Regions from separate parts of the Homo sapiens genome. Here region 1 is linked to region 2. Evidence: chromatin loops called from intact Hi-C (ENCODE). Cell type or tissue: OCI-LY7. All regions are shown on one strand. Each heading gives the region's core, and the rest is flanking DNA. Links, peaks and the distances in the headings are about the cores only. Region 1 overlaps LOC105373960 (a long non-coding RNA gene). Region 2 holds the start of ESPNL (espin like).

Region 1 (16,643 bases), core at 7,900-10,399, 180 kb before region 2:
TTCCAATGTTCTATTGCTTTATTCAGTGGTCACGACGTGGGTTTTTCACTGGTTCCAGGCCTGCTGTTTGCTGCTGGTTGTGGTTGTGGAGGGGTGTGTTATACTTTGTGGACATGAATCTCCTGCCACACATCTTTCTAGGTGGCCACTCACAGCTGTGCTACCACTTGCCTCAGATTAATAAGATTTGTTTTGATTAAGGACAGTAACCTTTCCCAGGACACCGGGACCGTGGCTGCTTTTCACATCACAGCACCGACAGACCCTCATGACCACTGCCCCATTATAGGGAAGCAGACCAAGGGAAACTAGACACTGAAATTCAGAGGCTGGTTTTATGTAGGAGAAGGTGTTCCCAGAGCACTCTAATCAAAAAAGGTCTGATCCAAAAGATGTCACCCAATTTCATAAACTTCAGAGTGTTGGCTGTTCTGGAAGGATGGTATGCCTATTCTACAACTTGGAAAAGTATGTCTACTGTCATCAGAAATAAATGTGACAGGCCGGGCATGGTGGCTCACGCCTGTAATCCCAGCACTTTGGGAGGCCAAGGTGGGCAGGCAGATCACTTGAGGTCAGGAGTTCGAGACCAGCCTGGCCAACATGGTGAAACCCCGTCTCTACTAAAATTACAAAAAATTAGCCAGGCGTGGTGGTGCACACCTGTAATCCCAGCTACTCAGGAGGCTGAAGCAGGAGAATCACTTGAACCCAGGAGGCGGAGGTTGCAGTGAGCTGAAATGGCGCCACTGCACTCCAGGCTGAGCAGGAGAGTGAGACGAAGAGGAGGGGAGGGGAGGGGAGGGGCCGCAGAAAAGACCACGCTGAGACCAGGTCTTCCTTACTGTCCCGCCTCCACACACTCCCAACTCACAGGGACAATAATGGCATCTTCCTCAAGTGGGTATTATGTTAATGAGGTAAAATGGGTTAGTCTGAGTTTTCCGAGAAGTAGATGTGGAGACTGGGTTTCAGATGCAGGGTGGTTATTGGGGCAAACTCCAGAAGCATTAGGGAGCCAGTGGGGAAGACCCGGGGATCTGCCCTAGGCTGCCATGCCGTCTAAGGTTCCACAAAGCCATGGGGGTGTCCTTGCACCAAAGCCAGCTGTCAGAGCCTTCCTGGGGGAGGAGGTCTGCCTGAATCCCTTCCCACCCCAGCCTCAAGCAGCGGGGCAGCCCTCGTGAAGCGTGGCCTCGCAGGAAGCCACGAGGCATTTCAGAGCCAGCAGCTGGGGCCCTCGGTCGGCTCTGCTCCCTTGGTTGAACCAAAGAATGTGGCCTTATCTGGAAATAAGGACTTTGCAGGTGTAATTAGTTAAATTCAAATAAGATTGTACTTGATTAAAGTGGGCCCTGCATTCAGTATGCAGGTGTCCTTAGAGAAGAGGGGATACACCAGGACAGAGAGAGAAGGCCACAGAGATTGGAGCCATGCAGCGAAGAAACGGGGGGGCCGAGGTATCACTCCAGAAGCTGCGAGACACAGAGGCTCCCCGCAGAGCCTTCAGAGGACACAGCCTCTGCAGCCCCTCCTGAAATCACGGCTCAGTAGGCGTTATCATTAGAATGCTTTAGACAGTACTAACAGTGCGCAATGTCATTACTTTAAAATTATCCAAGCTAAGGGAAGAGACGAGGGTGATGGAGAATTTCTCAGTATTTAGACTGGACTTCAGAATGTGTGTTTGCGAAGGTTTAGGGGGAGCAAGAGAGCTTTCGGTTTTCCTTCTTCATCGTCAGGTCACGATGGGCAGCGGGTGAGGTCTACGGGCAAGGCCAGCTGTGGCTGGGATGGGCAAAGCTCTGCCCTTACCAGGATGCCCTGTCCGCTCAGGTTCCTGGTCAAGTATTTGCACATCACAAGGCTGGGAACCAAGAACTGAACGCCGGCACGTAGGGTGGTAAAGGAGAGGTGGGCCGGGCATGGAAGCACCGTCCCTTCTCCAGCCTTCTCTGATGGGCCCAGGACGGGAGGCAGTGTTGACACAGGGAGGGTCTGGGGTCTCTACTAAGCTGACTGGGAAACCAGTGGCAGGGGTGTGTGTGTGTGTGTGTGTGTGTGTGTGTTTGATTTTTGGTTTTGGGGGGGTATTTTGTTCTTTTTTTTTAATTAATTTTTTTTTTTTTTTTGAGAAAGACTCTTACTCTGTCGCCCAGGCTGGAGTGCAGTGGCATGATCTCGACTCACTGCAACCTCCACCTACCAGGTTCAAGCAATCTCCTGCCTCAGCCTCCGGAGTAGCTGGAATTACAGGCATGTGCCACCACGCCCAGCTAATTTTTGTATTTTTAGTAGAGACGGAGTTTCGCCATGTTGGCCAGGCTGGTCTCAAACTCTTGAGCTCAGGTGATCTGCCCGCCTTGGCCTCCCAAAGTGCTGGCATTACAGGTGTGAGCCACCGCACTCGGCCTCCAAAGCCAATTTTAATTAAAAGAAATGAGATTGAGTGGCTTTATTGTGTCCTGAGCTGGAGAAACACTCTCTTATCCAGAGCTTGTCATAAAAATCCATGTCATAAAATGTCACAGAAATCCATAGGAAAAAAATGAATTGGAAATCAAAAAAGCTTTAAAAAGCAAGGGAAAAATATGGAATTTAGCATGGGAAATGGAATTGCCCAAGTACGTCACTTAATGTTTGTCTTAATGAGCTCCCAGAAATAAAATTGCTCTGGGGACAGGGTTTCTTGTAAACCAAGAAGCAGCTCTGGATTGGAAAAATCTTCAAAGAAAGGACATCCCTGTTGGATTTGCTACTAAGGAGGCCACAGACAGCCTGGGAGCGGAGGGGCAGAGGCAGCACCAGAATGCACAATGAGCCTGAGCCTGGGAACAGGTCACTCCTGCCGGAGAGAAAGCCCTGAGGCCTCTGGAGATGCAATCTGCCTCTTGTTTGTCAGAAATGAAAACTAGGCTGGGCACGGTGGCTCACGCCTGTAATCCCAGCACTTTGGGAGGCTGGGAGTCAGGGCGGGGGGATCATTTGAGGTCAGGAGTTCCAGACCAGCCTGACCAACTTGGTGAAACCCCCAGTCTCTACTAAAAATCCAAAAAAATTAGCCAAGCATGGTGGCACGAGCCTGTAATCCTAACCACGCTGGAGGCTGAGGCAGGAGAATCACTTGAATCTGGGAGGCGAAGGTTGCTTTGAGCTGAGATCACACCACTGCACTCCAGCCTGGGAGACAGAGAGACTCCATCAGATAGATAGATCGATAGATCAATAGATAGATAGGTAGATAGATAGATAGATAGATAGATAGATAGATAGATAGATAGATAGATAATGGTACCATCTTTCTGGAGGCCAAGTTGGAAATATGTACCAAAAGTCTTAAAATGCTTATTCCCGGTAATTTCCCTTCTAAGAATATATCCTAAGGACATAATTAAAGATGTGCAAAAGGACAGGAGGGAAAGATCTTCACTGGAGTTATTTATAAGAGCAAAGGGTGGAAACACCCTCAGTGCCCAACACTGGAGGACTGTCAATCAGATTAAAACTCAGATGACAGGGAAAAACTGTTCAATCCAATCAAATCCAGATGACAGGGAAAAACTGTTCCATCCAATCAAATCCAGATGACAGGGAAAAACTGTTCAATCCAATCAAATCCAGATGACAAGGAAAATAGGTTCTTTTTTTTTTTTTCCAGAAACAGAGTCTCACTCTGTCACCCAGGCCTTGGAGTGCAGTGGCACAATCTTGGTTCACTCACTGCCACCTCCACCTCCTGGGTTCAAACGATTCTTCTGCCACAGTCTCCCCAGTAGCTGGGATTACAGGTGTGCACCACCATGCCTGGCTATATTTTTGTATTTTTAGTAGAGACAGGGTTTCCCCATGTTGGCCAGGCTGGTCTCGAACTCCTGACCACAAGTGATCCACCCACCTTGGCCTCCCAAAGTGCTGGGATTACAGGCGTGAGCCATCCACCATGCCTGGCTGGGAAAAACAAGTTCTTAAATTAAGTACATGGGAATTTTTTTTCATAGTGTAGAGTTAATTGGAAAAGGCAGATTATGAAAAAGGAGAGTGAACTGATCTCAATTTTGGTGTGTGTGTGAACACATTCCCCAGGCCATATCCAAGTAGGGGGAGAGCACATAATACAACTAGCAGAAACGATAACAACACAACAGGCTATGGTCTGGATCTAGGTGCCACATCCCAATTACTGGGCTGTCACTCCCTGGCATTAGATCAGCCTTGGCAGGTTCTGAGTCTTTTTTTTTTTTTTTTTTTTTTTTTTAGACGGAGTCTCGCTCTGTCTCCCAGGCTGGAGTGCAGTGGTGCGATCTCCGCTCGCTGCAACCTCCACCTCCCAGGTTCAAGCAATTCTCCTACCTCAGCCTCCCAAGTAGCTGGGATCACAGGCGCCCACTACCATACCTGGCTAATTTTTACATTTTTAGTAGAGACGGGGTTTCACCATGTTGGCCAGGCTGGTCTTGAACTCCTGACAAGTGGTCCACCCACCTCGCCCTCCCACAGTGCTGAGATTACAGACATGAGCCACGATGCCCAGCAGGTTCTGATCTTGACTGGACCCCTTTTTAGCTGAGTGACTTTGAGCAAACTTTTCATCTTTCTGATAATTTTGTGTGCATGGAAAAGATGACTTAGCATTGGTCACATGCCCTATTCCAAGGATGGTGTTTGAGCTCCAAAGAGCAGGCCACCTGCCAGAGGACCCGTATTTTTTGGGGACAGGGATGAGAATGGGCAAGAAGAGAGCAGATGTAGGCTGGGAGCCTTGAGAACGGGAGAGGAAAGAGGTTTCAAGACATTTTTCTCTAGATTGTGAACATAATTGCACTTTGGTTCCCCCTAGAACAAATTTAAGAAGGACCTAAATTGCTTTTCAAGGCTATTTTAGGAAGTGAACTTGGATCTGACTTTGTTTTTTTTCTTCCTGGGCCTGTGCGGAGGTGGACCATGGGTGCCCATCTTTATTTGGGTTACAAAAATGTGAAGGGGGTGCAGAGGAACAGCGGGAAGAGAGCAGCCCTCCAAAGCATCCCTCTCTGCCCCACCCCAGCCACAATCCTTGGGCCTGGGGACAGTGCTCATGCCCCCACGTGAATCGCTTCCCCACAGACACTCTGACAGGAGGCCGGGGAAGTTTGCTTCCTGTTTTCTGGGGGCAGGGCGGGAGGCAGACAGGGGTGACTGGAGGTGCATGTCCATGACAGGTGGCAGCTGCTTTCCATCCCCAGTGCATCCTGCCATGAGAGCACCTACATCCCAGCCCTGCCCCTGCCACCTAAGATCTCTTCTTACAAGAAGCAGTGCCACCTTTAAAATGTTTCAAATGGTCAGGCCGGGTGCAATGGCTCCCACTTGTAATCCCAGTACTTTGGGAGGCTGAGGAGAGCAGATTGCTTGAGCTCAGGAGTTCGAGACCAGGCTGGGCAACACGACGAAACCCCATCTCTACCAAAAATACAAAAACTTAACCAGGTATGGTGGCGCACACCTGTGGTCCCAGCTACTCTGGAGGCTGAGGTGGGAGGATCACTTAAGCCTGGAGGTGGGAGGCTGCAGCAAGCCAAAATCATGCCACCGCACTCCAGTGTGGGTGACGGAGCAAGACCCCATCTCAAAAAAAAAGTTTCAGATGGTCATAGGTGTGAAAGTATATAATGTAAATAAAATGTTTTAAAAAACAATATTTTTAAAAGTTGTAGCATAGAAGTGATGGCACCAAGCTGCCTTAGTTGAAACCAAATCCTGGCTGTGCCGATTAAAAATGGTGAGGCAGGCTGGGCACAGTGGCTCACGCCTGTCATCCCAGCACTTTGGGAGGCTGAGGCTGAGGCTGGAGGATCACTTGAGCCCAGGAGTTTGAGACCAGCCTAGGCAACATAGTGAGACCTCATCTCTACAAAAAAATTTAAAAAATTAGCTGGGTGTGGTGGCATGTGCCTGTAGTCCCAGCTACTCAGGAGGCTGTGGGGGAGGATCGCTTGGGCTGGGGAGGCAGTAAGCCATGATCACACCACTGCACTCCAGCCTGGGTGACAGAATAAGACCCCATGTCAAAAAAAAAAAAAAAGAAAGGAAGGAAGAAAGGCGAGGCAAGCTCCTCAACCCTCTGGGCTTCAGTGTCATCGCCTGCAGAGTGCTGGCCATGGACACTTCAGGGACTCACAGTGAAGACAGCCCTTGGCCATGTGGCAGGCACATGGCAAACGCTGCTAACCGGGGCCATAGTGATTCACTTTCACAGCAGGGCTGGGAGCTGTGGCTGCACGTGCACGTGAACACATGTGGGTAAATGCTCCCGTCTCTCAGTGTTCCCAGCCCTTCTGCACAGAAGGTCGGGTGAGTCAAAAGGAGAATAATCGGTGATCATAATGATAGGAAACGATCGAGTTTGGGGATTGTCTCCTCCTCCTCGGGCTCGGCTGAGGATAAAGCAGTGCAGTCGGAGTCTGCCCAAGCTGCTGCTATAACAGGCTGGGGACTTAAACAACAGAAGTGCGTTTCTCGCAGCTGTGGAGGCTGGAAGCCTGAGATCAAGGGGTCGGCAGGGTTGGTTCCTTCTGATGCCTCTCTTCTTGGCTTGTCATTTCCTCCCTGCCTCATATGGTCGTCTTTCTGTGCCTGCATCCTAATCTTTTTTTTTTCTTTTGAGACAGGGTCTCGCCCAGTCACCTAGGCTGGAGTGCAGTGGCGCAATCTCCGCTCGCTGCAGCCCCCACCTCCCGGGTTCAAGCAATTCTCCCACCTCAGCCTCCCAAGTAGCTGGGATTACAGGTGTGTGCCACCACGCTTGACTAATTTTTGTATTTTTAATAGAGATGGGGTTTCACCATGTTGGCCAGGCTGGTCTTGAACCCTTGACCTCAGGTGATCCACCCATATTGGCCTCCCAAAGTGCTGGGATTACAGGCATGAGCCACTGCACCTGGCCCTAATCTTCTCTTCTTATAAGGGCACAGTCACATTGGGTTAGGGCCCACCCAGTGACCTCATTTAACCTTAGTCACCTCTGTAAAGACCCTGGGTCCAAACCCAGTCACATTCTGAGGTACTGCTGGTTAGGACTTCAAGATGTGAAGTCACATTCTGAGGCAAGGACACAACTCAGCCAGGACAAGAGCCACTTCCCCAACCATAAAAGTGTCACCCAGGGCAGTGGGCTTTTCTACCTGACCCAACACAGCCAATTTAAGCTGGAATGGAATTAAAGTGTTGTAATTCACGTGAAAAGTCATGGAAAACGGCACTGCAGTAAGGCATTGGCTACGGAAACATCACAAGATTGAATAAAGACCTGCTTTGCATCAACGCACATCATGGCACGTTCTCATTGTGGGAAAATGTGGTTTAATGAGGGAGACACGGGGAGGGGCAGAAGACCTCAGGGAGATTCCAAAGAGGATTCCCAAGCAGGTGCATTCACGGGCATTGGTGAAAGGCAGCAGGGGCTTGTCATCCCGCTTCTGAAAAATGGGCAACTCTCCACTGATGCCTGTGTTCCCCCATGGGGGAGAGTGGGGGTGGAGAGGGCAGGACCGCCAAACCAGCCTGCCGGGGAAGGTGGGGGACAAGGGCAGGAGTGCAGCCTGGGCCTGCTTCCTGAGGCCAACAGATGCCACCCCTGCAATCCCAGCACTTTGGGAGGTCGAAGTGGGCAGATCGCCTGAGGCCAGGAGTTTGAGATCAGCCTGGGCAACACAGTGAGATCCTGTCCCTACTAAAAAAATTTTTTAAAATTGAGAGAGAGACAGATGTCTGCCGGCCAGCCTCACACAGCGGGCCAGGCCGGAGAAAGCAATGGAGGAACAGAAAGGCCCTGAGCCCCTATGAAGGGGCCCATCCCTGACCTCTGCTCTCCTAGTCTTCATCAGCCTGGAGGTTATGTCCATTTTGCAGTTAAGGAGATTGAGGCACAGGCAGGTGACAACACATGCCCAGTGTCCCTGAGCGCGGGTACTAGAGCCGGAATTGGAAGCCAGCTCTCCGACTCCAGGGCCCCCAGTTCGCTAATGAGTCTCTGCTGCCCTCAGCACAGGAGAGGGTACAACCATCAGGAGCTGGGATTGGAGGAGGGGAGGGCAAGGGAGGCTGTCTGCCTCCAGCCACGTGTGCACTCAGGTGACTCACACCTGAGTGTTTGCAACTCCGGGTACCATAAACCCAGTGGGCCACCCTCTGTGTGACTCATGCCCCCTCCTGCCCAAGTTCTCCCGGGGCCACCCCTGCCCTGGAGGAGTGCCCAACACAGCAGCTGTCATGGCCGATCTCCTGGGAAACCCACCTGGCAGAGCCCAGCCCAGGGAGCCCCACGGGATGCTCTGGTTCTCCTCAGCACTCTCTCTGGCCGATCAGGTTCAAGGACAGCTCTCAGTCTTACCCGGGAGAAGAAACTGGGGCACCTCCTGTTTTCTCCGCTCTGCGTCTCAGCAGGGTTTGCTGAAAGGAGAGCTGCGTCTGCAAGTCCTGCACCTGTTTTGTAAGCCTCACCTGTGCTTCCTGGGGATGGAGTCCTGCCCTGGCCCGCTGTTCCCCAGGAAGGCTGGCAAGCTCAGCCCCCCAGCCAGGACAAGTTGTGGGAAAACCCTGGGAACATAAGGCCACCCAGCTGAGTGAGGAATCTCTGTGTGTCCCCAGAGCACAGCTCAGTCCCCAGCCCATCACAAGCTGGCCCCACGGGCAGAGCACCCTCCCACAGCCCCACTGCCCCTGCTGTCACGTTCCTGCAGCCCTGCAGCCCACCCAAGACTGCCAGGGGACCCTCCTTTCCTCCCAGCCCCCTGATTTTTAATTAAAAAACAATGATTTCCCAAACTGGTACCAATAAGCAGTGAATTCCTGTTGACGAGTTTGGAGGGGACTTTCCTAGTTCATAGAGTCCACGGTTTTAAAAAGATCACTGCTGTCTAGTTTTCCGGTCCTGGCCCCGTGGAAGGTCACGCGCAGCTGAAAATAATTTTCTGGATCAGGAAACAGGCCAGACTGACGCGTGCCCAGGCGGTTCCCTTGCTGGCCGTGGAAGACATCTGGCGGACACCTGGCTGCAGAGGCTCGACTTGGAGTCCAGCTGGGGCTCAACTAGGCTCGCTGGAGGGCAGGGGACCCTGGAAAGAAAACAGGGGCGCAGCTTGCCCTGTGGACCCGGGGCTGCCCAGCGCGATGACACGGGACCGCACGGCCCGCAGGACCCCAGACGCCCGCTAGGGGCGCGCGCGAGCCAGGGGAGCCACGAGGGCCCTGCGGGGAGCGAGCCCGGCAGCCCCGCCCAGGACGCCATGAGTTCTCCTGCTCTTACTCCCCTCCCTTTTTTTCTATCTTTTGTTTTTCTTCTTTTCTTTTCTTTTCTTTTCTTTTCTTTTCTTTTCTTTTCTTTTCTTTTCTTTTCTTTTCTTTTCTTTTCTTTTCTCTCTCTTCTCCTTTTTTTCCCTTTCCTTTCCTTTTTCTCCTTTTCTTTTAAACAAAAAGCATAGTCACATGTACAGCACAGAACAGCCAAAGAACATCTAATGCCTAGCACGTGGTACTGAAAAAAACTATTCATTGGCGTCATTAATTGTAAATAAATGTGACATACACTTCATCAGCCAATCCTCTATTGTTAGACATGAAGCTTGTTACCAATTTCCCCCTATTTCTTGTCACCTTCTTTTATTATACAAGTACATTGTAGAAAACACAGGTAAAAAAGGCCGGGCGCGGTGGCTCACACTTGTAATCCCAGTACTTTGGGGGCCAAGGCGGGCAGATCGCGAGGTCAGGAGATCGAGACCAGACTGGCCAACACGGTGAAATCTCGTCTCTACTAAAAACACAAAAATTACCTGGGCATGGTGGCATGCGCCATGTAGCCTGTAATCCCAGCTACGCGGGAGGCTGAGGCAGGAGAATCGTTTGAACCCTGGAAGCCGAGGTTGCCGTGAGCCGAGATTGCGCCATTGCACTCCAGTGCAGACAGAGCGAAACTCGGTCTCAAAAAACAAAGCAAAAAGAATAAAAAGCAAATGCAGGTAAACAAACCGTCTTAATTCCAACCATTCAGATAATCTTTAACATACATTTTGGCATTAATTTATACTTAAGTACATAGATGATAGACAGATAGATGCTTGTATTAAAAAAAAAAAAGGGGGGGCTTGCTGGGCGCGGTGGCTACACCTGTAATCCCAGCACTCTGGGAGGCTGAAGTGGGCAGATCACTTGAGTTCAGGAGTTCGAGACCAACCTAGCCAATATGATGAAACCCCGTCTCTACTAAAAATGCAAAAATTAGCTGGGTCTGGTGGTGCATGCCTGTAGTCCCATCTACTCAGGAGGCTGAGGTGAGAGAATCGCTGGAACCCAGGAGGCAGAATTCGCAGTGAGCCAAGATTGTGACACTGCACTGCAGCCTGGGCAACAGAGGGAGACTCTGTTTCAAAAATAATAATAATTATTAATTAATTAATTAAAATGGCCTCATACTCTTTTGTAAATGGCTTTATCAATTTAAAAATTACTTTTTTTAGAAAATGACTACACATTTTTTATAAGCTCTGAAGGGCAGGGGTTTCATCTGTTTGTTTACATTTTTATTAATTACTTTTTTTTTGAGACAGAGTCTCACTCTGTCACCCTGGCTGGAGTGCAGTGGCACTATCTCGGCTCACTGCAACCTCCACCTCCCGGGTTCATGCAATTCTCCTGCCTCAGCCTCCCAAGTAGCTGGGATTATAGGCGCCTGCCACCACGCCCGGCTAACTTTCGTATTTTTAGTAGAGACAGGGTTTCACCTTCTTGGCCAGGCTGGTTTCCAACTCCTGACCTCAAGCGATCCGCCCGCCTTGGACTCCCAAAGTGCTGGGATTACAGGTGTGAGCCACTGTGCCTGGCCTGTTTTGTTTATTGCTATTTATAAATAACGCTCTGATGTGCACTTCCATAATACAAATGTTTAGAAATAGAATATTTGGGTCAAGGAGATCCCTAGGCTCTGCGTAGCTGTTGCCATATCCCTCGCGCATGTTTGCATCTCCCCGACACACCAGTATTGATGCAAGTTTCTGCTTACTCCAGTACTTTAGCCAGAACTTTAGCCAGAACTGGGTATTAACTTTAACAGCTGGATCAGGAAAAGATGCTCCCAACTGCAGTTTTCATTACACACATCTGATTACAGCAAGGCCAATGTTTTCCCCACGGGTGTGGTCATAGGAAGTCTTCTTTGGTGAATTACTGCACAGGCCTGTGGCCCATGTATAAGTTATGACACTCTTCATAACAGCAGTCTGCCCCCGCAAGTTTAGGAACTTATGCACAAAAGGCCCCTGTTTTCTTGAGTATTTTCGCATGCATATTCATAAGCCAGTCTGTAGTCATTTTGCAGGGAAGGAGTCTATTTTGATCAGGCTAATTGTTTTGTATTTTTAGTAGAGATGGGGTTTCACCATGTTGGCCAGGTTGGTTTCAAACTCCTGGACTCAAATGATCCACCCACCTCGGCCTCCCAAAGTGCTGGGATTATAAGCGTGAGCCACCTCGCCTGGTCAAGAATGTATATTCTACCTCACACCATATGTGAAAATTAACTTGAAATGGGTCAAAGGCCTAGATGTAAGTTTAAAACTCTTAGAAGGAAACATAGGTATAAATCTTCATGACCTTGGGTCAGGCAATGGTTTCTTAAGTATGAAACCACAAGCACAAGCCACAAAAGGAACAAATAGATAAATTGGACTTCATCAAAACTTAAAACTTTTTTGCATCAAATGACTCCATCAAGAGAGTATTTCTGTGCAGCTGCTGAGGCAGAAAGAAAAAGAAAGTAAAAAGGCCAGGTGCAGTGGCTCACACCTGTAATCCCAGCACTTTGGGAGGCCGAGGCAGGCAGATTGCTTGAGCTCAGGGGTTTGAGACCAGCCTTGGTAACATGGTGAAACCCCATATCTACAAAAAATACAAAAATTAACCGGGCGTGGTAATGTGTGCTTGTAGTCTTAGCTACTCGGGAGGCTGAGGTGGATCACCTAAGCCCTGGAGGCGGAGGTTGCAGTGAGCCAAGATTACTCCATTGCATTCCAGCCTGGATGACAGAGTGAGACCCTGTCTCAAAAAAAAAAAATTATATATATATATATATATATATATATATATATATATGCCAGCACTCCTCAAAACTGTCAAGATCATAAAAACAAAAGAAGTCTGAAAAACTGTCACAGCCAAGAGGAACTCAAGGAAACATGACAACTGAATGTCATGTGGTATCCTGGATGGGCTCCTGAATATAAAAAGAATATTAGGAAAAAACTAAGGAAATAGGAATAAAATATAAGCTTTAGTTAACAATAATGCATTTGAATAGTGGTTTATTAATAGTAACAAATGTACCTTATTCACATAAAATGTTAGTGATAGAGTTAACAGTGTGGCGTATATGGCAGCTCTCTGTACTCTATTTGCAACTGTTCTGTAAATCTCAAACTGTTCTAAAATAAAATGTTATTTTAAAAAGATAAAAACAGTGGCTGTCCCTGTTCCATCAGTTTGGTGAGTCAGTGTCCCTGTAGGTTGTAGAATGAAAATACCCAACACTGAAATTCAAACGCAACACAGATGATTGTGGAGGTGGTTCAAAAGACAGTAATTTGAATATCAAAGTTTCTAGAGACGCACTGGAGAAAACCGATCAAGTACTTTTGCAAAAATGACCCTCTTTCTTGAGAAGGCCAAACACGCTGGGTAGGAGTTCACATGGAGCTGTCCAGCCTCCTGGCCGCTGAAACCCTGATCAATACTTGATGGATTCTTTGTTCTAGAATGGGCAGGTGGCACCAGGAAGATGATGGGTCTTCACCCCTGGAGCTGCACCAGAGCTCAACCTATGACAACCTGGCTCAGCCTATGACAACCTATGAACACCCTGTGCTCTTCCTAGGAAGGATCAGGAGAAACACCAGGACCCCAAACCCCCAGAGCTAAAAGATGGCACCAGGCTCTAAGTAGAAACCCATGGGATGAAGACCAAAGCCACTGATACCTCTGGCTCTCCCCAGGGAATTCCATGGTTACAGGTGTGCACCCCACACCTGATCCCACCAGAGGCTGGAAGAGGAAAGGGGCGGGATGGGGGCTAGGGGAAGTAGGCAGGTAGGGCAGGGCAGTCCATCTTTTGCAAGTAGCAATGGATCTCTCTCCAGGAGGCAGAGAACTAGCTCTGGGGCAGCCTCTTTCTGTGCTTTGGGAGATCCACTTTGAGGGTTACAAACCCTCAAAGCTGCTCCTACAAGTCTTCTTGGGCAAACTGGGACTTTGGCATGGCTGGCAGTGTTACCAAAACACCAGGAATTTGGTCTAGGTCCTAGTGCTTGCCACGCCCATCACTGAAACCACAATTATTGCCCTGGAAGAAGGCTTTAATTGGGTGCTGCAGCCAAGGATTTGGGGTATACGTCTCAAATCCATCCCGACTGACTACAGTTAGGGGTTGGTACAGCAGAAACGTAACCACATGCAGGAAAGCAGGAATTAGGGAGGGGTAAGGAAGAGGAGTCAGTTAACAGGGAGCAGGTGGCCAGTTAGGCAGTCATCAGAGGTGAGGGGTTTGGCTTCTCATTGTCCAAATGCAGTGACTGGTGAGTTTCAGCTTCTTGATACTATCTGGGAGGCCAGCTGCTTGGTCTCCTGAGAAAGGAGCTCAGAAAAAACAAACATAACTTTCTCAAATTTCAAGACTGGGAGGCGCAATTTCTATGTTTACTCAAAATAAACTATAAACATCAGTCTTGATTTGTTTTGTTTTGTTTTGAGACAGTTTCACTCTGTTGCCCAGCCTAGGGTGCAGTGACACCGTCTTGGCTCGCTGCAACCTGGGTTCAGGTGATTCTCACGCCTCAGCCTCCCAAGTAGCTGGGATTACAGGCGCACACTACCACACCTGGCTAATTTTTTTTAGTTTTTGCATTTTTAGTAGAGACGGGGTTTCGCCATGTTGGCCAGGCTGGTCTCGAACTCCTGGCCTCAAGCCCACCTCAGCCTCCCAAAATGCTGGGATTACAGGCGTGAGCCATTGCACCTGGCCTATAAACATCAGTTCTATGGGACAATCGGGTGGGTTTCGGCAGGAGCCTTCCAGGTTCTGGGGTGTAATTGACAGGGACTTGGCTTTGTCACCACAGAAAGTGAGAGTCGATAGCTTCAGCTGTGCATGAATTGAGACCATCTTGACCTTGAACCGAGGCTTTTTCTAGAAGATCATTTGAATGTTTTTTCCTGGGCGGGTGAGGCAGGGAACCACGCATCCACCAGTACAAAACACAATCACGAACTAACAAGCACAGCGCAGATCTGTAAATACTGATGTGGAATTAACCCCACAAAATTCTGTTAGGTGAAAGGAACATAAAAATAATCGAATTTGTCCACTGAAATTTTCTAGCAGGTCAAACGAGAAACAACATTGGTTGACTCAGAGGAAAGTTACTGGGGTACTGGTTAGGAAGGAAATTTGTGTATCCTCTTTTTTTGTTGTTTTTGCTGAGATGGGGTCTCCCTCTGTTGCCCAGGCTGGAGTGCACTGGCACAATCTCAGCTCACTGCAACCTCTGCCTCCTGGGTTCAGGTGATTCTTGTGCCTCAGCCTTCTGAGTAGCTGGAATTACAGGTGCATACCACCATGCCCATCTAATTTTTGTTTTTGTGTGTTTTTTTTTTTTTTTTTTTTTTTTGAGACGGAGTCTCACTCTGTCGCCCAGGCTGGAGTGCAGTGGCATTATCTTGGCTCATTGCAAGCTCCGCCTCCCAGGTTCATGCCATTCTCCTGCCTCAGCCTCCCAAGTAGCTGGGACTACAGGTGCCTGTCACCACGCCCAGCTAATTTTTTTCCATTTTTTAGTAGAGACGAGGTTTCACCGTGTTAGCCAGGATGGTCACGATCTCCTGACCTCGTGATCTGCCCTCCTCGGCCTCCCAAAGTGCTGGGATTACAGGCGTGAGCCACCACGCCCCGCCTTTAATTTTTGTATTTTTTAGTAAAGACAGGGTTTTGCCATGTTGGCCAGGCTGGTCTCAAGCTCTTGGCCTCAAGTGACCCACCCACCTTGGCCTCCCAAAAGTGTTGGGATTATAGGCATGAACCACCATGCCCGGCCACGTTACGATTTTTAAAGTCTAACCTAACCAAACTGTCAGAAACTTAAAATGACAACACTTTCATTCCAATTAATTGTACTAGAATGTTCCAAGCAAATATCCCCTTCCTTCCCCAGGCCAGGGCCCAGCCATGCCTCCCACTCCTCCAGGCTGCTGGGCTAGTTGCTGGGTCCTGGGGTGGCCCACAGGGACTTTGCCTACTGTAATTTCCACCAGCACCCCCAAGCCACCCCAGCTAAACACACAATTGAAGTACAAATAGCATGTTCACCATCTGAAGACGAGTCACCTATTTTCTGCTTCCAACTGGACTGTGTTCTCAAGACCCCCTGCATTCATTTATATCGCTGGGTAACATATTTCCCGGCTGGTGAGAAGTCCCGGCGTGGCCCAGCTATGTCCTCTGAGATGGCAGGGTCTCATGAGGCTGTCACCAGGTGTCCGCTGGGTCACATCCTCCTCTTGCAGATGCAGGAGGCAGACACATGCCTAGGCAGATGGGGCAGAACCCCAGTGAAACCCTACCTCCAAGACAAAGACAGTTTAAAACCTGAAAGCCAAGCTACAAGTCAAATCCACGGACCAGATTGAGAACCCGTCTTCCCGTTTGGTGCACTTTCCTCTGATTGATCCCCACCCTTCACCTATTTTACAGAAACCTACCCTACCCTAATTGGTTTTTTACACTGTCATGCCCACCTTTGAGCAGTGCCTTTGTTTTAACCTTTTTTGCATACTCACAAACCAATCAGCACACACTCCCCATTCTGAGCCTATAAAATCCCAGACCCAGCCACACTGAAGGAGAGACCACCCAACTTAGAGTGGAGGACAACCCTTGCATCCCCTCTCCACTGAGAACTTTTCCATCACTCAATACAGTTATTATCTGCCCTCCTCATCCTTCGATGGTCAGGGTAACCTCATTCTTCCTGGACATGAGACAAGAGTTCAGGAACCACCAAATGTGGGTAGGAGCTATAACACAGGCAGGCTGGGGCACACATGGCCCAGCTACGGGCTGAGCTGGTGCACAAGCTCAGTGCAGCCCAGTGGACTGAATGGGTGGGGCATGTGACCAAGGGGCCCTGGCTTTTGCTGGCCTCTGACTGAAGGTCCCCCTCAGGTCCTTGTTAGTGGTTTTTTGTTAGGTGAACTTATAACATAACACGGTCCTTATTTCATCAAGCCAGGAAGGAGAATCTCCAATGTGTGCTGGTAAGATGGAGGCTTGTCTAGGTATCTATAGTAACTCAGTCATGGGAGTGACATCCTGTCACCTGTGCTATATTCTACTGGTTATAAGCAAGTCACAGGTCCCACTCACACTCAAGAGGAAGGGATTATATAGGGCATGAACCCTAGGGTCTTTCTGCCATACCCTCCCACAGGGAGATTTTTGAGCTGGCACTGGCAGGGCCCTGGGGAGGAGTTATGGGATGCTACACTGCCAGGAGCAGAGGAACTGTGCAGGGTTTGTGCCCTCACAGGCACTCAGATTCACAGTGACTGGCCCAGAAAGACGAAAG
Region 2 (11,254 bases), core at 7,362-9,861:
GAAACACTTAGCTTTATCCACCCTCCCCACTGGGAACTGGGCACGCCTGTTGTGAGTGCCCTTTCCTGGAAGGTGTTTTTATCTGGAAGATAGAATCCAAGTATTTATAACTCATTGTCAGCCAAATGCTATCATGAACGTAGGAAACTTGATTTTTTTGTTTTGATCATGGCCTCTACATGCACCTTTCCAGAGTGGTCTCTTCTCAGGCCCTTTTTAGTCCCTTTCCAAAGCTGCCCCCACCACCCTGCTCCTCTGGCCTCAGTGCACAGTGGCCCCCAGCCTCGGCCAGGCCTGCTCTGCTCAGCGCCCACCGCCCACCACCCCTCCTGCTTCCCCGAGCCTGACCCTGTTCCGCCCACTGGCAATCAGGGCTGCGCACTTCCCTGTCCACGGTCCCCAGGCCTTCCTGTCTTGTCCCTTTTGATCATTATTAACTCAGGGTTTCAGCTCCAACCTCGCTGAGTTGGTGCAGCTCCAGGTCATTCCTGGGGTGGGAATCGGATCATCCCTGACTCAGCTTTTACCTTAATTTTATTTGCAGAGGATTCTTTTCTCAAAATGCTCTGGCATTTGGACACACATCACATGTCGATATTTGCATAGGAGTCATTTTCAGTGGAATAACATTTTTAATGTGTGGTTTTACGGTTCAAGGAACTACTTGATGATTTTGAGGAAACACTTGCCAGAAACTAAATTAACGAATAAAAGATTTCAGTGCCCGACTTGGGGATCCTGTGGTTTCTCTAGTGGGCACTGCGCTTGGGCACAAAGTCATCTGACAGAGCCTGTCGGGGGGAAGCCAGGGGTGCAGCAGCCCCCAGGTCACCATTGTGTGATGATGCGTTAGCCCAGAAATCCAGCTTGAGGCTGTGTCTCCGGAAGCCCCTACAAATGTAATGGGTCCCCCATCTGCAGCTTCCCATTGCTGCCAGGAAGAGGCTGTGGTGGTCCTGACTTCCCTAAAGAAGAACTATGGATTGTCCAGAACAATCTGGAAAGGGGTTAAATGTACTTGGGCCCTTGGGGCTGCAGCCCAGAGACTTGGTCCGTGTAGTTGGAGAGGGGGCCGAGGCAGGGGCTGACACCTTCTCGCCTCAGAGGCCTGGACACACCCAAGTCAGGGTCCTGAGCCCATTGCAGGCCCCGTGGAGCCACTGTGTCCCCAGAGATTCCTAGGAGCCTCCAGGGCCGAGGGCCGGGACCCAGAGGCGGGGCGCTCAGCTCTGTGGGTGTCAACACAGCCAAACATGTAGACCTACTGGGCACCCTTTACTTCAGACACACTGTGGTGGCGGCTGGGGGTCTGCCCTTCTGTGAGAGTTGGGGGAACTGTCTCCCAGGCCACTCGGGGCTCCTGTGAGAAGCTCAGTGGCGTGTATCCTCAGCCCTCGCTCCACAGATGAAGTTCCTGCCATCTGGACAGATCTGAGCAGCCTCAGGGCCAGCCTCCTTTCTCTGCTGGCCATACCCAGCCCTGACCTAGCCTGGTGTGGGCCTTTCCCTGTGCCCTGTACTCCATCCTCCCAGCTCCAGGCACCTGGCACCCTCACACTGTGGGAGTGGCTTGGGCAGGTCCTCAAGGCCTGTCCCCCCACCCGACCCCACCCCACCGCCTCCCATCTGCCCTGTGGCAGCTTATCGGGTAACCAGAGCCGGCAGCTTCATCCACGTCTGAAACAGGAAGCCCCAGCCTGTGCATGAGTCGCCACTGAGAGCCCGGGCCAGAGGATGGAGAAGCAGCGGGCACTCGTGGCCGCCAAGGATGGGGATGTGGCGACGTTGGAGCGGCTGCTGGAGGCTGGCGCCCTGGGCCCGGGCATCACCGATGCTCTGGGGGCCGGCCTGGTTCACCACGCCACCCGGGCTGGCCACCTGGACTGCGTCAAGTTCTTGGTGCAGCGGGCCCAGCTGCCCGGCAACCAGCGGGCCCACAACGGGGCCACCCCAGCGCATGACGCCGCTGCCACGGGCAGCCTGGCCGAGCTGTGCTGGCTGGTCCGCGAGGGGGGCTGCGGTCTGCAGGTGAGCGGGGATGGGGCAGCCTGGCTCCACGAAGCTGGCTGGGGTGGAACCAGGGAGGTGTGAGCCACGGAGGATCAGAGTACTGGCCACCCCGGGCTCCATGGCCCTGGGCCCTTTGTTTCTCTTGGGGACTCAGTCAGTGGTTACCGTCTCTGCCCCACGCCTCTCAGAGCACAAAGGCTTGAGAGCCAAGAACACCTCCTAAATTTTCTTATCACCTTCCCTGCCAGGAAGCTGGGCGTTGCCAGTGGGGGTCTTGCCAGATATCAGGACCCCTGTCTCTGATCAGGCCTGGTCCACAGGGCCTGCCTCCCAAAGGGTCTAGAAAGGGATCCTTACAGAAGCACTGTGGGAACTTGGGCTTGAGAGCTGGGAGCCTAGCCCTGGGGGACGGGAGTTAGGGCTGCTGATGGTGATCGTCTTGTCCGGATCGTTTCTACTGGGCCCCCCTCCCCTATCCTGCCTGCCCAGTCCCCTTTGTGCAGGCGAGGCCCTTAGAGCTGTCGCTCAGCCCTGTGGAGCTTTCAGGGCTGAGGGTGAGCAGGACTGACCGGCCTTAGAACGCCGCCGCCCAGAGGTCAGAGTTGAGGTGGGGGCCGGTGGGGCCTGCTTAGACTGCGGAGCGGGAAGGTTCCCCAGCACCTGGCTCGCCAGAGCACCTGAGAGTCCCGGCCCAGCATCCTGTTCCTGTCGGCCCTTCCGCCAAACCCAAGGGCAGCAGGCGGGAGCTGTGCCTGCCTGGGGATCCATTCTGACAGGGCCCTTGGAGAAGGCCCAGGTCTGCTGGACCCCTGACACCTGTGGTAGGAACGCTCCCTGGCCCCGGGACCCTGTGGCCAGCGGGAGGGCACTGGGGCAGGGGACCAGCCAGAGGTAGGTGTCCTGGGAAGCCTTTCTGACCATGAGCAGAGTGGGCAGGTGTCTGCGGGCACCCGACTGCGTGGGAAAGGGCCTTCTCCACACTGGGGACGGGCCCAGGAGAGGGCAGGGTTGCCAGAGGTGGCCTCCCAAGACCTGGACCTGAGTCCTGGCCCTCCTCTCACCTCAGTCCCAGCAGGGAGCACCTCCCTCCATGTTGCAGGCAGAAACGGAGGGAAGGAGGAAGGAGCTGGAAGCCCCTTCACTGGGTTGCAGGCAGTGTGAGCCCTCGCCCAGGGCCCACCTCCGGCAGCTGGCTCTGACCTCACGGCCTACCCCCCACTCACTGACCTACCCGGGGCTTGGTAGGACCAAGATGCCTCGGGCGTCTCCCCGCTGCACCTGGCCGCCCGTTTTGGACACCCAGTGCTGGTGGAGTGGCTGCTCCACGAGGGCCACTCGGCCACGCTAGAGACCCGGGAGGGAGCCCGGCCGCTGCACCACGCTGCCGTCAGTGGGGACCTGACCTGCCTCAAGCTCCTGACAGCCGCGCATGGCAGGTAAGGAGCCCAAAGTCCCGCCTGGGGGGGCAGCCTGGGGCGAGCTGGCCAAGGGGAGGCTGCACCATGGAGGGCCAAGAGGACAGGCTGGTGGCCTTTGAGGTGAATCCTGCAGGCGGGCATGCTGTCACTGTGGGGGTGAGCTGGCAGGAGCCAAGGGCAATGAGGCCTCTACCCACAGGCCAGGCAGTGGCAGTGCCATGCCAGGGCCCAAGGGGACACAGGCCAGTGCTTCAGCTTGGAGAGTGGCTGGGGGCGGTGACGATGGCAAGATGCTGCTGTGATGCCCAGGGCAGCTCTGGCCCCACCTGGGGGCATCTCGGGACCTAAAACAGCTGGGGACGTGGGCAGCTGGCAACCTGTGAGGGCACCCTCCCATCACCTGACAGGAGTGGGGACTGTCTAGTGGACTTGGGGACACAGAGGCTGGAGCTGCCTCTGCACTGCCCCACCCCTGTGCTGGGACCCCTAGAGCCGGGCGCTGGCCTCATCGTCTCTGGGGCCCTGTGCCCCCTGCTGGAATTAGTGGATGGGCAACGAGGAAGGACCAGGGTCAGGACAGCCAGTAAGGCAGATGGCCTCCCTCCCCACCTGGAAGCTCCTCCAGTCCTCGCCCTGCTTACAAAGGTCACTGTTGTCATAGGAACAGGCCCTCTGCCTCCTACTGTCTTGGCTGAGGGCGAACCTTCCTGTCCCCCAGGGACCCACCTACCTCTGACCACGGCTCTTCTCTTTTCGAGGCAGCATCTCATTTTCCTGTCGCTGCCCCAGAGGCCTCAGTCCCCCACACCCCCTTAGCTCCAGGACAAGCCCCGACAGCTTGCTTGTGGAATCGGGTTCTCATTCCCGGGTGTTCCCATCCTGGACTGCTTGGCAAAGGCCTTTGGGATTCGCTTCTGTGGCTTTTCTCCAGAGCGTCCACACCACCCTCAGCCTTGGCTGGCCACAGTCTCTCTCAGACCCACACGGCTTTTAAAGAAGTTTCCACCATTGAAAACTGGGAGACTTGGGCCGAGCACAGTGGCTCATGCCTGTAATCCCAGCATCTTGGGAGGCTGGGGCTGGAGGATTGCTTGAGCCCAGGAATTCAAGACTGGCCTGGGCAATGTAGCGAGACCTCCATCTCTACAAAAAAATTTATTTAAAAATTAGCCAGGCATGGTGGTGACTGCCTGTAGTCCCAGCAACTCAGGAGGCTGAGGTGGGAGGATCACTTGAGTCTGGGAGGCGGAGGTTGCAGTAAGCTGGGATTGTGCCACTGCACTCCAGCCTGGGCGATAGAGCAAGACCATGTCTCAAAAAAAAGAAGAAAACCAGGAGGCTTCATGTTAATATGCACACACACACGCACACACGCACACACAAATGGGAAGGTCCTGTACCCCCGGCCTAGTTCCCGCCTGGCATTGACCAGCAGCAGCCGAGAGGTGGCTGCCCCTGGCCAGACCATGCCCCCTCCAGTTGCCCCCGACCCACTGGCTGCATCATGGCCTGCTCCCAGCCACCGCGCTGGACACCACCTGTTCCAACCCTGGATGCAGTCAAGGACACCTGGCAGAGTCTGGTGAAAGCACGGATCCTCCCCTGAGAAGGGCACCAAGGCATACTGGCAGCCCTTTGGGGCACATTCCATGAGGGAGTGGACCCTCAGGCTCTGCAGGTGCAGGGGACGATCCCTGTGTGGTCCAAGGCCAGAAAGCAGCCACCAAGGTCCTGTGTCCCCCTTGCTAGGAGCAGGGGAGAGGCTGCTAGGGGGCTGGTACTGGGGGACTTTGTGAGGGGAGGGGAATTCAAACCCAGGTGCAAGTCCCTGGACAAATCAGCTCCCAGCCTCTGTTTCCCCTCTGCCAGCTGAGGCCTGTGACTGGACTCTCCTCTGGGGTGGACACTGAGTTGCTCAGATTCGTCTATCAGAAGTGGGGAGCAGGTGTGGGGGTGCTCGTGAGATCCCTTCATTACTCCTCAGCTTCCCCTCCTGAGAGGGGAAGGGCCCGGAGGTGGAGGGTCTGGGACAGGGTGGCGTGGTCAGCAGGCTTGGCGGGAAAGCAGGCACGAGCCCGAGAGTTGACCCTCCCCGGTGACTTTGGCCCTGCCTCCACGCCGCCACTGTGACCCCAGCCCAGCCAGTGCAACCCTCAGCTCCACAGCTACCAGGCACCCAGCGCCACCTGCCACAGGGCACAGGGCAGAGGGAAACCCTAAGGGAGTCGGGGGTCAATCCTGGGCCTCCACTGGGACAACTGAGAACCTGGAAGCCAAGACTGTGACCCCTCAGGTCTAAGAAGATGCGTGTTTCAGACCTGGACCCAGGAGTCCCCAGAAAAGGACAGGATAGGAGAGTGGGGTTGCACAGCCACCTGGGGGAGCAACCTGGAGGGGGGAACCCCGCAGCAGCAGCTGGAAAGCATGTGGGAAACTCAGTCATCACGGGCAGGGCCAGGGGGCAGCGGTGAAGTCCAAGCAGCCGAGGGATGGGCTCAGCCATAGGCAGGGACTGGGCCTCCAAACCCTCCCTTCCCTGCAGCAGCGTGAACCGGCGGACACGCAGTGGCGCCTCCCCACTCTACCTGGCCTGCCAGGAGGGCCACCTGCACCTGGCCCAGTTCCTGGTGAAGGACTGTGGCGCTGACGTGCACCTTCGTGCTCTCGATGGCATGAGCGCCCTGCACGCTGCCGCCGCCCGTGGCCACTACTCCCTCGTCGTCTGGCTGGTAAGTGGGTGCCAGAGGTGGGAAGGGGACATCCAGGGAGTGTGGGCCCTCCAGCAAGCAGAGCCTGGAGCCTGGATGGGGGCTCCAGAGGGAACTGGGGACACGCAGGGCTGTTGGGGCATCCGATGAGCTGGTCCATGGCTCCCGAGAATCTGCAGCTCCGGCCAGGCTGGGCCCCAGAAGTTTTGACCACCTGTAGTGCACTCTGCTCTGTGGGGTCGTGCCACGGCTCCCCTGGGGCTCTCCTAGTCCCTCTCTCCCTGGAAGTCCTGGTAGGCCTCCCAGGTGCTCTCACAGTTGGTGGTGGCCCGGGTGCTTTGTCTGCGCCCACACCAGCAGTGCCCAGTTTGGGCCACTCGACCACTTGTTCAGGCCCTGCCGCCTGAGATCCCCAGGCCAGCCCCCACCTTCCTCCACTTCTGGCCTCTTTGGGGAAGGAAGACCTGAGACCCCAGAGCAGAGTGGCTGAGGTTGGGGAGGTGCCATCTTCAAGGGGGGGCTGGGGACTTCCTGCCTCTACAACAGAAAAGCAGAGCAGGTGGGACCTGTAACCCCAGCTACTCGGGAGGCTGAGGCAGGAGAAGTGCTTGAACCTGGGAGGCGGAGGTTGCTGTGAGCCAAGATCACGCCACTGAACTCCAGCCTGGGCAACAAAGTGAGACTCTGTCTCAAAAAAAAAAAAAAAAAAAAGAGTAGAGGAGGCCCTCTTTGAGGAGGGGACTTGGGGGCAGAACTGAGGATGGACAGGAGGCGGCCGGACAAGGAGTGGGGCCCAAAGCAACTTCCTGAGGGGGGCACAGGTCATTCAGAGGCGGGGAGAGCCTGGCCCATGGGGCCCGGGGGCGGGCAGGAAAGGCAGACAGAGGCGCTGGGAGGACCGGGGCTCTTTCCTGAGGGTCCTGGGGAGCCACGGAAGGCTCGGAGCCAGGAGCAGTAGGATCTGACTGGCATATTGGAAGGTCACTGTGGCTGCTGATGGAGAAGTGAGAGCTGCCTGCCCCCAGACCTCCCATGCTTGCCTGGGGCCTCCTGTCTCCTGGCTCCCACCCACTCAGTCCAGCTCCTTCTCCAGCAAGCCAGGCTGGCTCTGCCCCCGGGGCCTTTGCATGCACTGCACCCTGTGCCTGGCACACAGCTCCCCAGCTGCCCCTGGGGCCTTCCCTGCCCAGCTGGTTTATGGGGGGAGCCGCCTGCCCCGACCATCCTCACTCCTGCTTTCCTCCCCACCGGCGCACCAGCACCAGGCACACGGCGTGTCTGACTCCTGGCCTTGGTGGTGGTTTCCACCAGCCGGCGTGTAGGCGCCAGGAGCTCCGTGGGTGCAGGACTTCACCACCTGCTACGTTCCCCGCACCTGGCACGCAGTCAGGCTCGGGAGATGTTTACTGAAGCAATGGGTGGGCAAGTGAAGGAACAGGGGGCCTGGTCCCTTAGGATGGCGCCTGCTGCTCACCATGGCCCTGAGGCCCTTGGGACGGGTCCCGCCTGCTCACCGTGTCCCCGGGCGCTCGGGATGGCGCTGGCCTGCTCCCCGTGGCCCCAAGATCCTCAGGCTGCTGCCTGCCTGCCCACTTTGTCCCCAAGGCCGCCTGAATTGGCCTCTAGCCTCCCTTCGTGGAGACTGCAGCCCCTCCCGGTGCCTCGCCTGCAAGTGCGCCCCTCCCCACCCCGGGGCTGCCTCTCCAGCTCCTCCTGCTGGAGCAGCCTACCCCAAAGGAAGCTCTCTGGACCTGGGTCCCACCCTGGCCATCCTCCCTTTGCCCCTCCAGCAGTTCTGACCCATTCACTCCAGACCTCAGCCTCCCAAACTATGCCTGGCTCCTGGGATGAGCGGCGGCTGCACACAGTGGGCAGAGCAGCAGCAGCTCACCACAGGGGGTCCTGAGGGAGGGAAACAGGGTGTCCACTGAACCCCTAGGACTGTGCTGAGGCATGAGCGGCCTTCCTGGGGAGAAAGCGGGCAGGCCTCGGGGTCTCAGGGCCAGAGAGGCCACTCCAGATGCGAAGGAGCCCCACGGCAGCCCTGTCCCTGTCTCTGTTTCCAGCTCATTGTGCTTTGCCCAACAGACACTTCTGAGTACTGATCAGTCAGGAGCGCCCTGGCTGCGCTAGGAGGCACTCACACCGAAGGCGACGGGCTGCTGGCGGCTCTGCTGTTCTCGTGGCCTCCCCAGTGGGGAAAGCGGGCACACTCAAGGCAGGAAGGAGGGTGAAGGCGGGGAGCCAGCACGCCCATCACCCGTCTGTCAGGAAGGCAGGCTGTCCTAGGAGACCCCCGCGTCCCACTGGCAGGCCCAGGCCCCATGTCTGTCCCAGCTGCACAGGTTTCCGCAAGTCAGTGTAGAGGACTGTCACCTGGCTGGTGCTGTGGACCACAGCAGGGGCCCTTCAGAAGGCAGATGAGGCCCCAGAGGCAGGGCTGGCCTCAAGTCGCTCCAGCGGTGGTGGCCGGCAGGTCAGGGCCCCAAACCTCATTGCCTGGCTCGAATCCAGGCCCTGGAGGGAGGCCACAGGACCCGCTGCTCCAGCAAAGGGGCTCAGTGCAAATGCCCAACGAGGCAGCGCCACCCTCGGGCCAAATGAAGTTCTTCCCTCCCCGCCCCTCCCTCCCTTCCTTCTCTCCTCTCCTTCCTTCATAGCAAACACATGTTTACTCTTCCCTAGGTGTTTTCATTTGCCATGATGTTTGCTTTCAGATTTGGGACCATGGTGTCTGCAAATTAAGCTACTGCGCTCACTTCACCCCCACCTGGACCCCAGAGGTCCTGCTGCCCCAGGGTGACGGGGACGCACGTGCTCAGCCAGCCCTGTCCGGGGTTTCCTGAGGTTGTACCCTGTGCCCCGAGAGGTACAGCCAGAGTCCACTTTCACTTCTGCTCCAAGCCCCTCCCACTCTGTGTGCCTCCTCCCTGGGAGGATGGCTGCTCCCTCTGCCCCTCCTTCCCCAGGTCACATTCACCGACATCGGACTCACGGCACGGGACAATGAGGGGGCCACGGCCCTGCACTTTGCAGCCCGAGGCGGCCACACGCCCATTCTAGACCGACTCCTGCTCATGGGTACCCCCATCCTGAGAGACTCCTGGGGTGGGACCCCCCTCCACGACGCAGCAGAGAACGGGCAGATGGAGGTAAGGTGGGCGTGAGGGAGACAGGGTGAGCAGTCACAAGTGCCAGCCATGCCCAGTGCTGTGTCACTGACCCTCACAGCAACCCTGTAAGAGTGATGACCCTCTTTTACAGATAGGTAAACTGAGGCTCTAAGTGGCACTGTCACTTGCCCAAGGTCAAGATCCCAGGGTCAAGTGGCAAGATCCAAGCTCTATGCTCTCGTCCTGCGTACCATCCTCCCTCCCTTCGCGCAGAAACTCCCTCGTGCCTGGTCAGGGCTTGGTCTTGGTGACAGTCTTCTCAGAACAGCCCTTGGGGCGGACCCTCTGCTGTGAGCAGCCTGCGAGTAGAGCTGTGGCAGGGGTGTGATGTCAGCCCCTTTGCTATTACCCAGATAAATCTTGGGGGCTCACATGGCCCAGCCTCAAGGACACGACATCCAAAAACCCCACGTAGGCAGGGATGGTATTCAAATGTTCAACAACATCAGAACCACACCCAGCCTTTGAGGGTGGGTGCAGCCATCAGCTGCTGGCCCTGCCCGGGTGCCCACCCGATGTCGACCTCATCTAAAGGCAAGGCCCCATCTCAGGAGAATGCACACAGTTTACTTCTCCCCAGCCCCATCCGGTCCTGAGCAGTGTCGGGTCTGTTCACCTCCATGAAGTCTCCTGGTTCCCCACGTTCTTCCAAAGCCTCCTGGGCCCAGGCTGCTCAGTCGGGAGCCAGCAGCGTGCTCCAGGCCTCTGCAAGGCTAGTCTGGGGGGATTTTAAGTGGAAGTGCAACCAACCATCGCATTCTGGGTCTGCAAGTCTAGACAACTGCTCCCAGCTAGAACCCAAGGTCTTCCTGGGGCCCCGGGTCACCCAGTCTCAGCAGTGCCATTGAAACAATCACACACGGTGCAGCCGCAGAGCCATCGGAAGGCACCGCATTCCCTGCAGAGCTGAGCCTTTGGCAGAATGCAGAGGAAACCCAATCCCCCCTCCCGGCAGCGCTGCTGAAAGCATCTTTCTCTGAGGCCCCCCAGCTACCGCCCTTCCTCTCACCATCCCCCGTCCACTCAGCTCTGCACAACCCAGCTCTGTCTCCCCAGTCTCTGTCCCCAACCTAGACAGAGATAGGAAGTGGGGGGAGGGGTGACCCGCAGGCCCTGGGAGGCATGTCCCTGACAGGTGGCTGGTGGCAGGAGGAGCTCTGCTGAGTGGCTCAGGCAGGCCCCAGGAGACTCGGCTCAGAAGGGGTAAGTGGCCCCTGGCCAGGGGTTTTTAAGCTTTTTTAAAGCAGCAAAATCTTCTTTCAAATGAAATATTTGATAGCAGCCCAAGAAGTTTAATAAATCAGCTGACTCCTCTGGCTCCTCAGCTTCCCTCTGTAAAAAGAAAATTACTCAAGCCTCAAAACAGAGACTTCTTCCCTTTTAAATTTCTTACTGTGGAATTCAAAACACACAACAGCGTGTCATCACCGTGTGCAACCTCTAACTCCTAGGCTCAAGCAATCCTCCTGCCTCAGCCTCCTGAGTAGCTGGGACTATAGGCGCACGCCACCACGCCCAGCTAATTTTTTAAAAAAATTTTGTAGAGATGGGAGTCTCACTGTGCTGAGCCCAGGCAGGCCTCAAACTTCTGGGCTCAAGCAATCCTCCCACCTCAGCCTTCCAAAGTGCTGGGATGACAGGTGTGAGCCACTATGCCCAGCCTTTTCCTCCATTCTTGACAACTTATGTTAGTACAGTACATTTGTCACAATTAGTGAACCCAAACTAGCACAGTGTTACTAACTAGAGCCCACACTTCATTCAGATGCCCTTAGCTTTTACCGAATGTCCCTTTTCTATCCCAGGATCCCATTTAGGATGCCATACGTTACCGAGTGTCCCTTTTCTGTCCCAGGATCCCATTTAGGATGCCATACGTTACCGAGTGTCCCTTTTCTGTCCCAGGATCCCATTTAGGATGCCACACGTTACCGAGGGTCCCTTT

Evidence for each region. A loop is a pair of places that touch in the nucleus more often than their neighbours do. Peaks named below come from ENCODE experiments on the same cell type or tissue, not always from the same donor. Only the 100,000 strongest peaks of a DNase experiment are listed, where the experiment ranks them.
Region 1: a loop joins it to region 2, with 10 times the contacts of the local background. A loop is called at or near these places in 5 of 110 quality-filtered maps.

What each region holds. Positions count from the first base shown.
Region 1 is chr2:237,914,631-237,931,273 of GRCh38, forward strand. LOC105373960 (a long non-coding RNA gene) reads right to left here. Exons shown (of 3, transcript XR_924046.3): 2 at 8,810-9,092; 3 at 8,256-8,427. Among named protein-coding and RNA genes, the nearest start is that of UBE2F-SCLY, 44 kb to the right of the region's middle. RefSeq lists silencers at 2,744-2,944, 9,093-9,302. In OCI-LY7, for the core only: CTCF peaks have their summits at 9,188 and 9,388; a DNase peak (open chromatin) is centred at 9,231.
Region 2 is chr2:238,098,686-238,109,939 of GRCh38, forward strand. ESPNL (espin like) reads left to right here and starts at 1,655. Exons shown (of 9, transcript NM_194312.4): 1 at 1,655-2,028; 2 at 3,256-3,446; 3 at 5,971-6,157; 4 at 9,106-9,288. The coding sequence starts at 1,735. It overlaps SCLY (selenocysteine lyase), which reads left to right. Exons shown (of 12, transcript NM_016510.7): 12 at 1-728. UBE2F-SCLY (UBE2F-SCLY readthrough (NMD candidate)) reads left to right here. Exons shown (of 19, transcript NR_037904.1): 19 at 1-728. RefSeq lists enhancers at 1-168, 7,054-7,964, 7,965-8,874, 8,334-8,503, 8,875-9,785 and 2 more. In OCI-LY7, for the core only: CTCF peaks have their summits at 7,846 (motif pointing left), 8,735 (motif pointing left) and 8,935; DNase peaks (open chromatin) are centred at 8,726, 9,006 and 9,616; H3K4me3 peaks cover 1,632 bases; H3K27ac peaks cover 1,941 bases.